2 separate regions of the Homo sapiens genome follow, and region 1 is linked to region 2. Evidence: chromatin contacts called from ENCODE Hi-C or POLR2A ChIA-PET data. All regions are on one chromosome and are shown on one strand. The core of a region is the stretch at or near the end of the contact, and the rest is flanking DNA. Distances in the headings are between cores, read along the strand shown.

Region 1 (6,499 bases), core at 3,723-6,222, 380 kb before region 2:
AAAGAAAAACATTTGCAAACAGCTGGAAGACAAGTGTAGAATGTACTGAGTTCATGGGGACACTGAAATTCTGATCTCACACACACACACTTCTCTTAAAAAAGAAACAGTTCAGTAAGAATACGGTATTATAATCTTATGGGACCACTGTTGTGTCTGTGGTCCATCACTGAAACATCGGCAGGCATGCAGTGCATGGCTGTATATATACATAAACACACCCCACGTTTTCTTGATCTGTTCATCTGTCAACAGACGCTTAGGTTGTTTCCATATCTTGGCTATTGTGAATAATGCTGCGCAAACGGTTATCTTTAGGATCAAATGGGACGACAGAGATGGTCACACCCAGCTCACATTAGGAGCTCAGTAAATAATGATTGTATCTGAATCTGAGTTAAGTTACTTCCACCAGTGCAGTGGCGTGACTTTATTTAAACTCAGCACACACATCTCTCTAAATCTATAACCATTTGCACACAAGTGTTGGAGATGTGACTGCAGAATGGCTAGGTCCTGGCCACCTTGGTGAAATTGTAACACTGTCCTGAAAGACAGTCGAGGGGTAAGTTGTTCACATGGGTTTCGGAAATCACCAGGGTGGTGGCGGGGAATGTGACAGGAAGAGGGGGACTAGGGCCCCAAAGCCTGGCAAACGTGGGGGCTGACCAGTGGTCCTTCAGTGATAGTTATAAGGAAAGTATTCTGGCTTATGGCTGGAACCTTGCTATGGTCTGAATTTGTGTGTCCCCCAACCAAAAAAAATGCCTGTACAAAAATAATGCATCTTAATATTAAAAAAGGCCAGGCGCGGTGGCTCATGCCTGTAATCCCAGCACTTTGGGAGGCTGAGGGGGTGGATCACGAGGTCAGGAGTTCAAACCAGCCTGGCCAAGATGGTGAAACGCCATCTCTACTAAAAATACAAAAATTAGCCGGGCACGGTGGCAGCCGCCTGTAATCCCAGCTACTCAGGAGGCTGAGGGCAGGAGAATCACTTGAACCTGGGGGGCGGAGATTGCGGTAAGCCGAGATCGCACCACTGCACTCCAGCCTGGGTAACAAAGCGAGACTCCGTCTCAAAAAAAAAAAAAAAATGCTTTCAATGTGATGGTATTAGGAGATGAGGATTTGGGAATTTATTAGGTCATGAGGGCAGATTAGGACACTATCAGCAAGACCCAGGGAGATCCTTTCTTCCTTCTTCTATGTGAAGTTGCAATGAGAAGTGGCCATCTATGAACCAGAAAGCCCTCACTAGACACTGAATCTGCCAGTGCCTTGATCTCAGACTTCCCAGCCTGCAGACTGAGAAATACATTTCTGTTGTTTATAAGCCACCCAGTCTATGGCATTTTGTTATAGCAACCCAAATAGACCAAGACAAACCTCCCAGGGAGAGCAGTAGGGCCCTGGGCAGTCTTGGGAGCCAGAGGATTGCAGGCGGCAGCTGGGGCCTGTGACATGTGGCTGTTTTACGGAAAGTGCTCCCTCTTCTGTCCATCTTGGGCTAGCCTGGCCATCTAGGTAACAGTCCCTCTGGCACTCAGTCACTGCTCTTATTGGCAGGCTGGAGAGCCTCCCTGTCAGCTTGGTTTGATGGAGAACTTTCCAGGTGCACATAGAAAGGGGCAGAGCACCTTTCTGATTCCCAAGGAAGCAAAGAAAGCAACTTTCATTCTACAGTGGTGAGAGAGCTCTGCCTGGCTCTGTTTTATCCAGGAAGTTTTCCTGTGCACAAAGTGTGCGTTCATAGAGTCGGAGAACAAGAGTGCTCAAACCTGTTGTAGGTGGCAGAACACCTGGAAATTATAGCTTCCTTTGCATAAGATGATGAAACACTGACTTTTCTTTTTTGTTTGTTTTGTTTTGGTTTTTTTGAGATGGAGTCTTGCTCTGTCTCCCAGGCTGGAGTACAGTGGCATGATCTTGGCTCACTGCAACCTCTCCTTCCTGGTTCAAGTGATTCTCCTGCCTCAGCCTCCCAAGTAACTGGGATTACAGGCATGCACCACCATGCCCTGCTAATTTTTGTATTTTTAGTAGAGACGAGGTTTCGCCATGTTGGCCAGGCTGGTCTTGAACTCCTGACCTCAGGTGATCCACCCACCTCAGCTTCCCAAAGTGCTGGGATTACAGGCTGAGCCACCGCACCCGGCCCCCAACACTGACTTTTCTATTTCTCATTGTATGAACCACAATTTAGCTCATAACACATTGATGGATTTAGCATCTAGGTTGGGCAAGAAACATTCTGCTTAATTAAATGTGCATACTGTTATAAATTAATGAAATCACAGCTAGAAGCCTACTGGCTCATGGAGAAAACAAGCTGTTGAGCTACTCAGGGTCAAGTTTCCAAGTGTCTCCATTACTGCTTGTTTGCCAACAGGTCTGGATGTTCTGCTAGTACTTGATGGTAGTCAAAAAAGAAAATGTCGGGGTGGGGCTGGGCACGGTGGCTCACGCCTGTAATCCTAGCACTTTTGGAAGCCAAGGCAAGAGGACTGTTTGAGGCCAGGAGTTCAAGACCAACCTGGCCAAAATAGCGAGACCCCACCTCTATTTTTTAAATTTTATAAAAAATTAAAAATGTTGGGAGAAAAATAGTTCACAAAGTGCTAGTCATTAACTAGCTTTTTTTTTTTTAAGCAAATCAAAAATAAAATAAGCAATACTTGGGGGCTTTGGAATCAAAAAGACCTGGGTTTGGCCAGGGATGGTGGCTCACACCTGTAATCCCAGCACTTTGGGAAGCTGAGGCAGGTGAATCACTTGAGGTTAGGAGTTTGAGACCAGCCTGTCCCATATGGTGAAACCCCAACTCTACTAAAAATATAAAAATTAGCTGGACATGGTGGTGTGTGCCTGTAATCCCAGCTACTCGGGAGGATGAGGCAGGAGAATTGCTTGAACCCGGGAGGCGAAGGTTGCAGTGAGCTGTGATCGCACCACTGCACTCCAACCTGGGCAACAGAGCTAGACTCCATTCCAAAAAAAGAGAGAGAAAGAAAGACCTGAGTTTGAATCAAGAGTATACCGTGTGACAGCAGGCAAGTTACTTAATCTCTCGGAACTGCCTCCTGTTCTTTAAGATGGAGACGATAAAGACCCTACTTGGCAGGATGATTCTCAAGATTAGCATCAATGTATGTAGAGCCCCTGGCACAGTGCCTCACCCTGAATAGGAGGCTTAATAAAGGAGGACAACTCTATGAAAAACATTATGGGGATTTCTCAAAGAACTAAAAATAGAACTACCATTAGACTCCAATCCCTTTACTGGGTATCTACCCAAAGGGAAAAGATGCATGCACTCATGTGTTTATGACAGCACTGTTCACAATCGCACAGATATACTGTCCATCAACCAAGGATCAGATAAAGAAAATGTGATACATACACACACCATGGATATACTCAGCCATTAAAAAAAAGAATGAAATCACGTCTTTTGCAGCAACATGGAACTGGAGGCCATTATCCTAAGTGAAATAACTCCGAAACAGCTAGATACCGCTTGTTGTCACTTGTGACAGCTAAACAATAGGTACATATGAACACACAGAGTAGAAAAACAGACACTGGGCTGGGCACGGTGGCTCACGCCTGCCATCCCAGCACTTTGGGAGGCCAAGGAGGGCGGATCACGAGGTCAGGAGATGAAGACCATCCTGGCTAACACGGTGAAAGCCCGTCTCTACTAAAACTACAAAAAAAAAAAAAAAAATTAGCCAGCTGTGGTGGCAGGCGCCTGTAGTCCCAGCTAGTCCGGAGGCTGAGGCAGGAGAATGGCATGAACCTGGGAGGTGGAGTTTACAGTGAGCTGAGATTGCACAACTGCACTCCAGCCTAGGCAACAGAGAGCGATTCTGTCTCAAAAAAAAAGAAAAAAAGAAAAAGAAAAACAGACACTGGAGACTATAAAAAGTGGGAGGGGGTGAGGGTTGGAAAATCACCTGTTGGGTAAAGTGTTCACTATTTGGGTGATGATGGGTACACCACTACACAATATACACATGTAAGAAAAATGAACCTGTACCCCTTAAATATATAAACTTTTTAAAATTAAAAATAAATAAACAGGCCGGGCGTGGTGGCTCACGCCTGTAATCCCAACACTTTGGGAGGCCGAGGTGGGTCGATCACCTGAGGTCAGGAGTTTGATACCAGCCTGGCAAACATGGTGAAACCCCATCTCTACTAAAAATACAAAAATTAGCCGGGCGTGGTGGCGGGCGCCTGTAATCCCAGCTACTTGGGAGGCTGAGACAGGAGAATCGCTTGAACCTGGGAGGCGGAGGTTGCAGTGAGCAGAGATCACACCACTGCACTCCAGCCTGGGCAACAAAGAGCTAAACTCTGTCTCAAAAATAAATAATCCATCTCAAAAACAAACAAACAAATCTGGCCACTGTACTCCAGCCTGGGCGACAAAAAGCAAAACTCCGACTCAAATAAATAAATAATCCGTCTCAAAAACAAACAAACAAATGAGGCAACAGAGACTCTGAAAAGAGCCCAAAGTCATCCATCAGGTTTGCCATGAGCCAGACGTAGAATCCCAACCTCCAGCAGCCTCCCCACCATGCGTGCTGTTCTCTTCTGCAAACCCAGGGCCTTTCTAAAACGCCCAGCCCGTCCCTGGAGGCCACAGGTTATTGCCTGTGTTCTCTTCTCTTTTGATAGCCAGCCAAGAAGAGGGAACGCAGGGTGACTCACCAGGTGAGCCAGTCCCCCATCCCTAGTGTCTCTTCCTGTTCAAGGAGGCACCTTTTGTGTTTCTTGTTATTTTTATTCCTCCCACTGTGGCTGTGCTCTGCTCAGATAATTCATAAAGGGCGTGCCTGTTGCTGCCTGAGGCCGCAGCTTGAGATGCTGACATCCAGACCACCTAGAGCAGGGAGGGACCTGGGTCCTAAGCCTAGAGAGAACTGCAGGGGAGAAGGGTGGACCAGCTGCCCGCCTCAGGGCTGCGGAGAGCAGGTCTGGGCAGAGAGGAGGGAACTGGGAGTGAAGGGGGTACATGTACCCACTTGTCTGCGAGCCTGGCCTGGCCCTCCAGCCCTCTGGGGAGAGACACCTGGGACTAGGGGGAGACAGGAGCTACACAAAAGAGGACCCTAGAAATGATGCATAGTTTTCACTATCTTGAAGACTCTGTTATTTAACACATGCCTCCCCTGCCCCCATGCTTGAAGGATGTTGGTAGGCTGTCGCTCGTACTTCTGTTCCTGCTCTAAGCGTGCTCTGTTCACGCCCAACACACCTTCCTGGTATGTGGCTCAGCCGGTCTCAGCTGCCAGCCAATCGTTCCTGACCTTCCTATTATGTCACCAGCAGCCAATCAGAGCTTCAGATCAGCACGCGCTCAGCAGTGTTACTACCCTGAGTTGACAGAATCGTAGCCGAGAGCAAAGAAACCACAGCTTTCATCAGCAAGCAGAGCATTTTAAATGGCTTTTTGAAAGCCAAAAATGCTTGCAAGTCGACCTCATTACTACTTTGGGAGAAATCCCAGTTGAGAGCCAGTGATCGAAACTGCCCCCTTTATTTTGCCCAGCAAGGGGAAGGGGCTTGGACAGAGAGGTGCAGGAGTTGTTAGAGAGGCTGGACCAGACACCCCCGGTCAGCTGCCCTCCAGGGTAGTGGTAGGGTGCATGTTTTTATGGGGCCACTTATGTACTCCTGAACTTTCTCTGTGTCTCCACCCCACACTGACTGATGAGCAGTCCACACATGGATGCCAATTTTGCAGAAGAGACGGAGACAGAGTCTGTGCAGCCCCACAGAGGCCAGAAGAGGCACCTGCTTCTCGCTCTCCAGCTCTTAGAGTGCGGGACCAATCACACATCTCCCCTGTGGATTCTATGAGATTGAACCAATTCTTCTTTACCTCAATTAACTGGAATCAAGTTTTCTTACATCGCAGACCAAATGAGGCTTTTCCAAGACTTTCTACCTTGTTTTCTAGGCTTCTCCTTGCCTGGGCCTGTGAGTTCCTTGGCAGGCTTGTCACAGATAGAAGCTCCACACCTCCCAGGTGGCTGCAGTGGCTGTGAGTGATGCTCTTTGCATAACTAGGTGTTCTGCCTGCTTTGTAGGAAATGCGAGCTGGGCCGTGAGGCGTGTAGTCACACTTTCCAGCACAGCCGAGGTAGAGGACCTGACTCCTCTTGAGGCTGAAAGATACCCTCTGCCTTGGTTGCACTTCCCTCACCCCATTCTGATTTTCTCCATTCATGAGAGAATTTCCACATAGTCAGTGGTCTCCTTGCCTTCATTCCCACCTTAGTCTAATATAGGAGTTGGTAAATGATGGTCCTCAGGACAGATCCATACCTCCTGGCTTTGTAAATACATGTGCATTAGAACACAGCCGGGTTCTTTCTTAAATGAAATACTTAAATGTATTGTCTTATGGCTGCTTTCACACTACAGCAGCAGAGTTGAGAAGTTGTAACAAAGACTGTGTGGTCCACAAGGCCACAAATATTTA
Region 2 (6,232 bases), core at 387-2,886:
TCTTACCTTGGCAATAACTGCCCCAAGGTGAAAAAGTTCTATGGTATTCTTTGAAGAATAGTAATAGCTCTTCTTGGTAGTAACTTGCCCTTATAGTACAGAGGAACTATAAAGGATGAGAGTTCGTTCAAGTTATAGTTCCTGTAATTTACTCATTCTATGACCCTGGACAACGATTTGTGTATAAAATTGAGTGGGGGATACAACATCTCCACAATACCAGAATATCAAATGAAAGAATGCAAAAAAGCTTGAAAAAGCCTACAAAGCTGGCCGGGCATGGTGGCTTATGCCTGTAATCCCAGCACTTTGGGAGGCCAAGGGAGGAGGACTGCTTGAGCTCAGGAGTCTGAGACCAGCCTAGGCAACATGGCGAATCCCTATCTCTACAAAATATACAACAATTAGCCTGGTGTGGTGGCATGCACCAGTATTCCCAGCTACTTGCGAGGGTGAGGCACGAGAATCCCTTGAACCTTGGAGGTGGAGGTTGCAGTGAGCCAAGATCGCACCTCTGCACTCCAGCCTGGGCAACCGAATGAGACTGAGATAAAAGAAAAAAAAAACCTACAAAACTATCAAAAATTATCATTCTCTTCTCTCTTCTCTGCCCCATGGTGAGCCATTCATCAATGGCTCTGACTAAAACACCATGGCAGGCCAAAGGTCAGTTGACATTTCAAGTCACTCATGAATGGCTGGCAACATTATACAAGACATAATATTTCCAGGGTCAAATAAAGAGATACCTATTATCTGTAATTTATTTTTAAATATTTCTGAATACACAGTATGAATGCATGCAAGTATGTGGGAAGACACACAAACCCTTTCTCCCTCCCTCCCTCCCTTCCTCTTATGGGTAGCTAGTTAGTATCTGAGGTACCCTAATCAGGAGTGCATACCCCAGGTGTGGCTATTACAAAAGCATCAGCTACAGCTTTGAAATCTATACTAGAGGATTTCCTCACAAGTATAAAGGATGGTAGAAATAATTTTTCCGATGAAAACAATAGAATTCAATATATATATGTGTTGGCTGGAAATACTGTACAGGGATCTCTAACCTTGCATATATACGTGGGTTATAAGAATCTGGCAAACCAGGCAGCCTAACACTTTCTGCAGTGGCACTCTGGTCCTGGGTCTGGACACTTAACAGAGGATTCCATCACCTGCGCCAATGAAAAGTTTAGATGTGTCCTGTATTGAGAATTTTTCTGCATCTGTTTCTACCTAAACTTTGACGTGAGATACATACCCAAAGGACAGGTTGGGGCTTTTCCCAGTCCACAGGAACATGCTGAATGACTAACTTTTGTGCCTGCTTGCTAATGTTCTTATCTGTGGCAAAATTTAGTCTGAGACTTGACTTTATTGTTACAGATCACCTGGTAGCATAACTTCTAATATAGGACGTTACCAGTTTCTACCAAACAAACAAAAAACTTGCACCATTAGGAGCCACAAAATCAGTTCAGCTCAGTTTGCAACAATTGTGGTGCATCAAATTTCCTAAATGAAGCCTGTTGGGACATAACCTCAAAGCCGGAATATTATGATTCTGATCAAGCTGATATACATATTTGCCATCCCAGGCCCTCCAAGAGAAAGGCTGTTTCTCTTCAGTGGGAAAACCACAGGAAGCTACAGAGACAGCCTTGGGGTGTGGGTTTTGCTGGGCCTGGGTGCCTGCCAAAAATACCATCGTTCTGTTTCTTGGCCCCTAGAATGCAATGATACCTAAGCTTTTGTTTTTTTGTTTTGTTTTGTTTTTTTTGTTTGTTTTTTTAATGATTTCCCCAAAACCACCTGGACTCTGTATTCTACTCAAAATGATGTCATTTAAAGAATATCTGTATTCAAGGGAATATATGGGAGAAAGCTACCCTACTTCAAGTAAATGCAAACCAGAAATATTTGCATTTTCAAAACAGCACTGTCTTGGATTCTTAGCAGCTGCATGTCCCTGCCCTCCAAATGTTTCTTAAAATACTTAAGCTGAGAATTAACCAAAATGGGAGATGAACTATGTTTGTCATAAACAGTTTGAGAAAAAGCTTTTAAACTCTCAACCCCCAGCCTGCATCTGTGCTAAAGGACACCTAGAAGTTGCTCTAGCCCACATGACTTTCAAGATGCTACAGTCTGAAACATGACCATAAGAAATACATTCCTCTGGGTATCAGCATTCCCTTTTCAAAGGACAAGATTTCCAAAGACAGCCTGAAGGAGCCTAACCAATTAAGTCCTCGAAGCTGCTAAAAATTTAAAGTGAAATTACCCCCCCCCCAATAAGTACAATGGAATTCTATGCATATGAATCCTACCACATCACTGTCTGAGAGATGATTAATATGGTAGAAAAGTGAACAAGAAGTTGGAAATCCTGGACTTTCATGTAATTTCTCTGAGCCTAATGCTCTCTCCATCTGATAGACTGGGAAGCGCTCTTGCTAGCCAATTCATAAGACACTGGAAAGGGATACTGGGAAAACATCCATAAAACGATGCCAAAGGAACAGAGAAATGCTGTAGCACTTGAAAAGATTAAACCAAGTCCTCCCTGCCCATGTTGCACTGGCTTCCAACCCATTTATAGCTGCGGTAGAAAAAGCAAGATGATTGAGGCTGTAAAAAGGCTTCCAAGAAGCAATGTGGGACAGGGACAAGAACCGCTGTGCTGGCAGGCAGGCATCACCCTGAGCCCAGCACTGCCATGCTGGTTCTCTTCTGTCCCTGCCTCTAACAGCACAGAGAAATTCAGAGGGAACACAGACAAGAAAACTCTCCCAAGATTTATGCCAGCTCATCTAAAGTCGTAGGCTTAACATTGGCCACAGACACCTGCACAGATCTTCAGCCTCCAGGAAATGAGAATTCATCCTTCCCCATCAGTGCATGCTCCGGGGAACATTAAACCTCAGCTTCATTTAGGTTAATAATTAAGCTCCTAGATTTACAGCTGTCATGAAAAGAAAAGGGAAAAGGAAAGAAAAAGAAAAAGAATCTAAAAACTTGCACATTAGTATTTGCTCACATCTTGAGGCCAGGCCCTTTTTTGTTCCCCTCCTTTTTTGTCAACTTCTAAAGATGGAAAGTTTTTTATGGCTGTAAATGACAAAAATGAGTATATTCAGGAAAGGAAATGGGAACGGCACCTGATCTCTGTTCAGACAAAAGATCAACGGAAAACACTGACAGTGCCAACTACATGACACCCATCACACGAGCTCTTATTCCAACTTCATGGCTATGGTACTGCAACTACATCATACCTGAGGAAACTGAAGCTCAAAGTTTGAGATACTTGCTCAAGGTCACATGGTTAGTGGGTAGCAGATAAAGCCAGTGCTCACTGCTGCTGCACTAGTCATATCAAAATGTCCTGCCAGCTCTTAGCTCAAAAGATAGGATACTTTTGAATTCCCTTCTAACGTTCTCATTTGTTCACACCCATGTGCCATTTTAAGCCTTGCAGTACTTTAACTTGCAGTTTTTTAAAAATTTCCTGCAAATTGCTCATTCTCTTTATTCACAACACACAGCTTCAAATTACTTTCTGGAAAAAAAAAAAAATCAAACCCACCCACAAAGGTCAAAAAGTTACCACTGCTGAGGCTATTATGAGGAAAATACTGTGAGAGTAAAAGCAATTTCCCAAGAAGAACAGATCAAACTAGCACAGCCCAACAGAAACATACAGTCTCCTCCAGGGAGCACTGTGAAAGGGTCCATTTGTTGGGACTGCAGTCCTTCTGCTGAGTGGGATAGGATGACATAGGTCTCATTTTCCAGGTATACTTTCAGCGCCTATTGGAATATTATCAAAAATAGCAACTAGTGAGTGATTAGGCAAAGACAGCAGATATTGTTAAATGAAACTCTTGCTCCTCCAATAGAGCTGGGAGACACATGTTTTTGTTTTCTTACTCAGACATTAGTCTATTAGCAAGTCATTTTGCACTCACTTTTTAAAAAATCTGTGTGCCTTATGATTAAAATCAATCTTCCTTATCAGTCAAGTCAAACTGAAATAACGAAAATATTGTACATAGGCCTATTAGCAATTTTATGGAAGGTTTTACTCAGGCAACAAAATAAATAGTCTTCTTTAAGAAAGAGCGATGTTGAGCTCACATTCCACATTTGGGATACGTAGGAGGTTTCAACACAACAATGAGTAATTACCACTTGCCTCAATCCCCACTTTCGTTACCCTCTCCCTTCAAGGTCCTTTGTGGAAGAGCTGACATATAAAGAAAGGAAAATGCAAAGTACAACTGAGAACTAAGAGAAATCCAAATTTTTCCCAGGCCTTCGCACATAACACAAAAATATGCTTTTGCATGGATTTCTATCCCAAGTTGGAAGGTCAATAGAGTTCTTTAAAATATCCAAATGCTTCAGTGAATCCAGAGTCAATTACAAAGACACCTTAGCTGCCAAGACTTATGACGACAGGTGAGTTCAGATTACGATTCAACACATGCTCCACAGTAGTCCTCGTGGGAGGCTGCACATATATTCCAATGATGCTGCCTTTACTCAAGACTCTGCTGAATACACCCTTGTGTACTGTCAAGAAGACTCCTCTAATTTGCAAAACTTGCTCATGTGTATTCTCCCACTGACTGTTCACATTTGGCACACTTGCAGTAGCTTAAGGCCCACACAGGCGGTATTTTCCCGTTTTAGTATGATGGCTGTAAATTCAAGATGTCTAACTTTGCTATGTGATTTAACCAGTCATTAGATATTCTAGAGAAGAGAACCATGTAGCTTATTCTGTGTTAAAAAAAAAAAAAAAAAAAGCACTAACAAAACTTTCATAATGAAAGAATTATATAAAACTAGAGAAGGTCAGACACTCTAGAAAACTATGATTAAGTTCATATCCATATCACTATCATAAATACAGTATAACATGTTATATGAACAAGTCATAAGGGTAACTTCAGGAATAAGACATTCTCAAACAGTTCTTTCACATCTTTTTTTTTTTTTTTTTTTTTTTTTGAGACAGGGTCTCTCTCTGTTCCCCAGGCTGGAGCACAGTGGCACCATCTCGACTCACTGCAACCTCCACCTCCTGGGTTCAAAGATTCTTCTGCCTCAGCCTCCCAAGTAGCTGGGATTACAAGTGTGGCTAATTTTTGTATTTTTAGTAGAGACAGGGTTTCGCCATGTTGGCCAGGCTGGTCTTGAACTCCTGACCTCAGGTGATCTGCCCCCCTCAGCCTCCCACAGTGCTGATATTACAGGTGTGAACCACCATGCCAGGCCTATATTTAGGTACTTAAAATACTCTAAGTAGTGATATATACATTGTATAAAGCCTGTGTGTGTAAGACCATATATGTCCATAAAAGCTTTCCCAGTTCCAGCTGATGGCTCCCTTGTTTCAGCAGCTGGGTAGCAGTTACAAGTCCATGTTCCTCCCTCCCTATCTTACAAAGTTATTGAGGGTATAGGCAAGAGGATGAAGATGAATGTACTATATGAATAAAAAAAAGAAAGAAGGGGCCTGGCGCAGTGGCTCACACCTGTAATCCCAGCACTTTGGGAGGCCGAGGTGGGTGGATCATGAGGTCAGGAGATCCAGACCATCCTAGCTAACACGGTGAAACCCTGTCTCTACTAAAAGTACAAAGAATTAGCCAGGCGTGGTGGCAGGCACCTGTAGTCCCAGCTACTTGGGACGCTGAGGCAGGAGAATGGCATGAACCTGGGAGGCGGAGCTTGCAGTGAGCTGAGATAGCGCCACTGCACTCCAGCCTGAGCAACAGAGCAAGACTCCTTAAAAAAAAAAAAAAAAAGAAGGAACATGAGCAGTGGCTAGTTGGGGACCTTTGCCCATCAGGAGTCAAGTCAATGCACCCTGCTAGCAGAGGGAGAACTAACCGTCTGAACTCTGAGGAGAGTTAGTACCGTCCTCCATCACCCAGTTGGATACAGCTGGGCCTAAAGAAATGAAATAGTTGATCAAGAGACTACACAATCTCAGAGACACAAAAACTAGTGGTAAATCAGCCCCTGCATCTCCCTTTACTACAGTTGAGGAAAAGGAGTCCCCAGAGGTAGATGGTCAGTTCCCAAAGCCATAGGGGCAGCCATGGTGGGACTGGTTGCAACTCTCATATCCTAGTGTCTCATCTAGGAGAGCTTGGGAATGGTACCAAAGAAACACTCATAGAGCAATGGTGCTTTACTAGGATCCACAGAGATGTTT

The links. Hi-C counts contacts between places; a loop is a spot of excess contacts on that map. ChIA-PET counts read pairs that join two places held with the same protein, here RNA polymerase II (POLR2A). Pooled maps may share reads with other maps.
Region 1: a pooled map shows a loop between it and region 2 (2.0-fold over the local background). The contact joins two enhancer-like sites. A Hi-C loop is called at or near these places in 1 of 50 pooled maps. POLR2A ChIA-PET finds 5 or more read pairs at or near these places in 2 of 52 experiments (AG04450 and BJ).

The regions. Positions count from the first base shown.
Region 1 is chr3:11,769,469-11,775,967 of GRCh38, reverse strand. It overlaps a transcript of TAMM41 not described here. Among named protein-coding and RNA genes, the nearest start is that of TAMM41, 74 kb to the left of the region's middle. RefSeq lists an enhancer at 1,319-1,613. Within about 2 kb of position 4,972, at least 15 of the 41 ENCODE cell types and tissues checked have a DNase peak (open chromatin) inside an H3K27ac peak, as active enhancers do.
Region 2 is chr3:11,388,020-11,394,251 of GRCh38, reverse strand. All of the region lies in intron 19 of ATG7 (autophagy related 7), which reads right to left. Among named protein-coding and RNA genes, the nearest start is that of ATG7, 120 kb to the right of the region's middle. Within about 2 kb of position 1,636, at least 5 of the 41 ENCODE cell types and tissues checked have a DNase peak (open chromatin) inside an H3K27ac peak, as active enhancers do.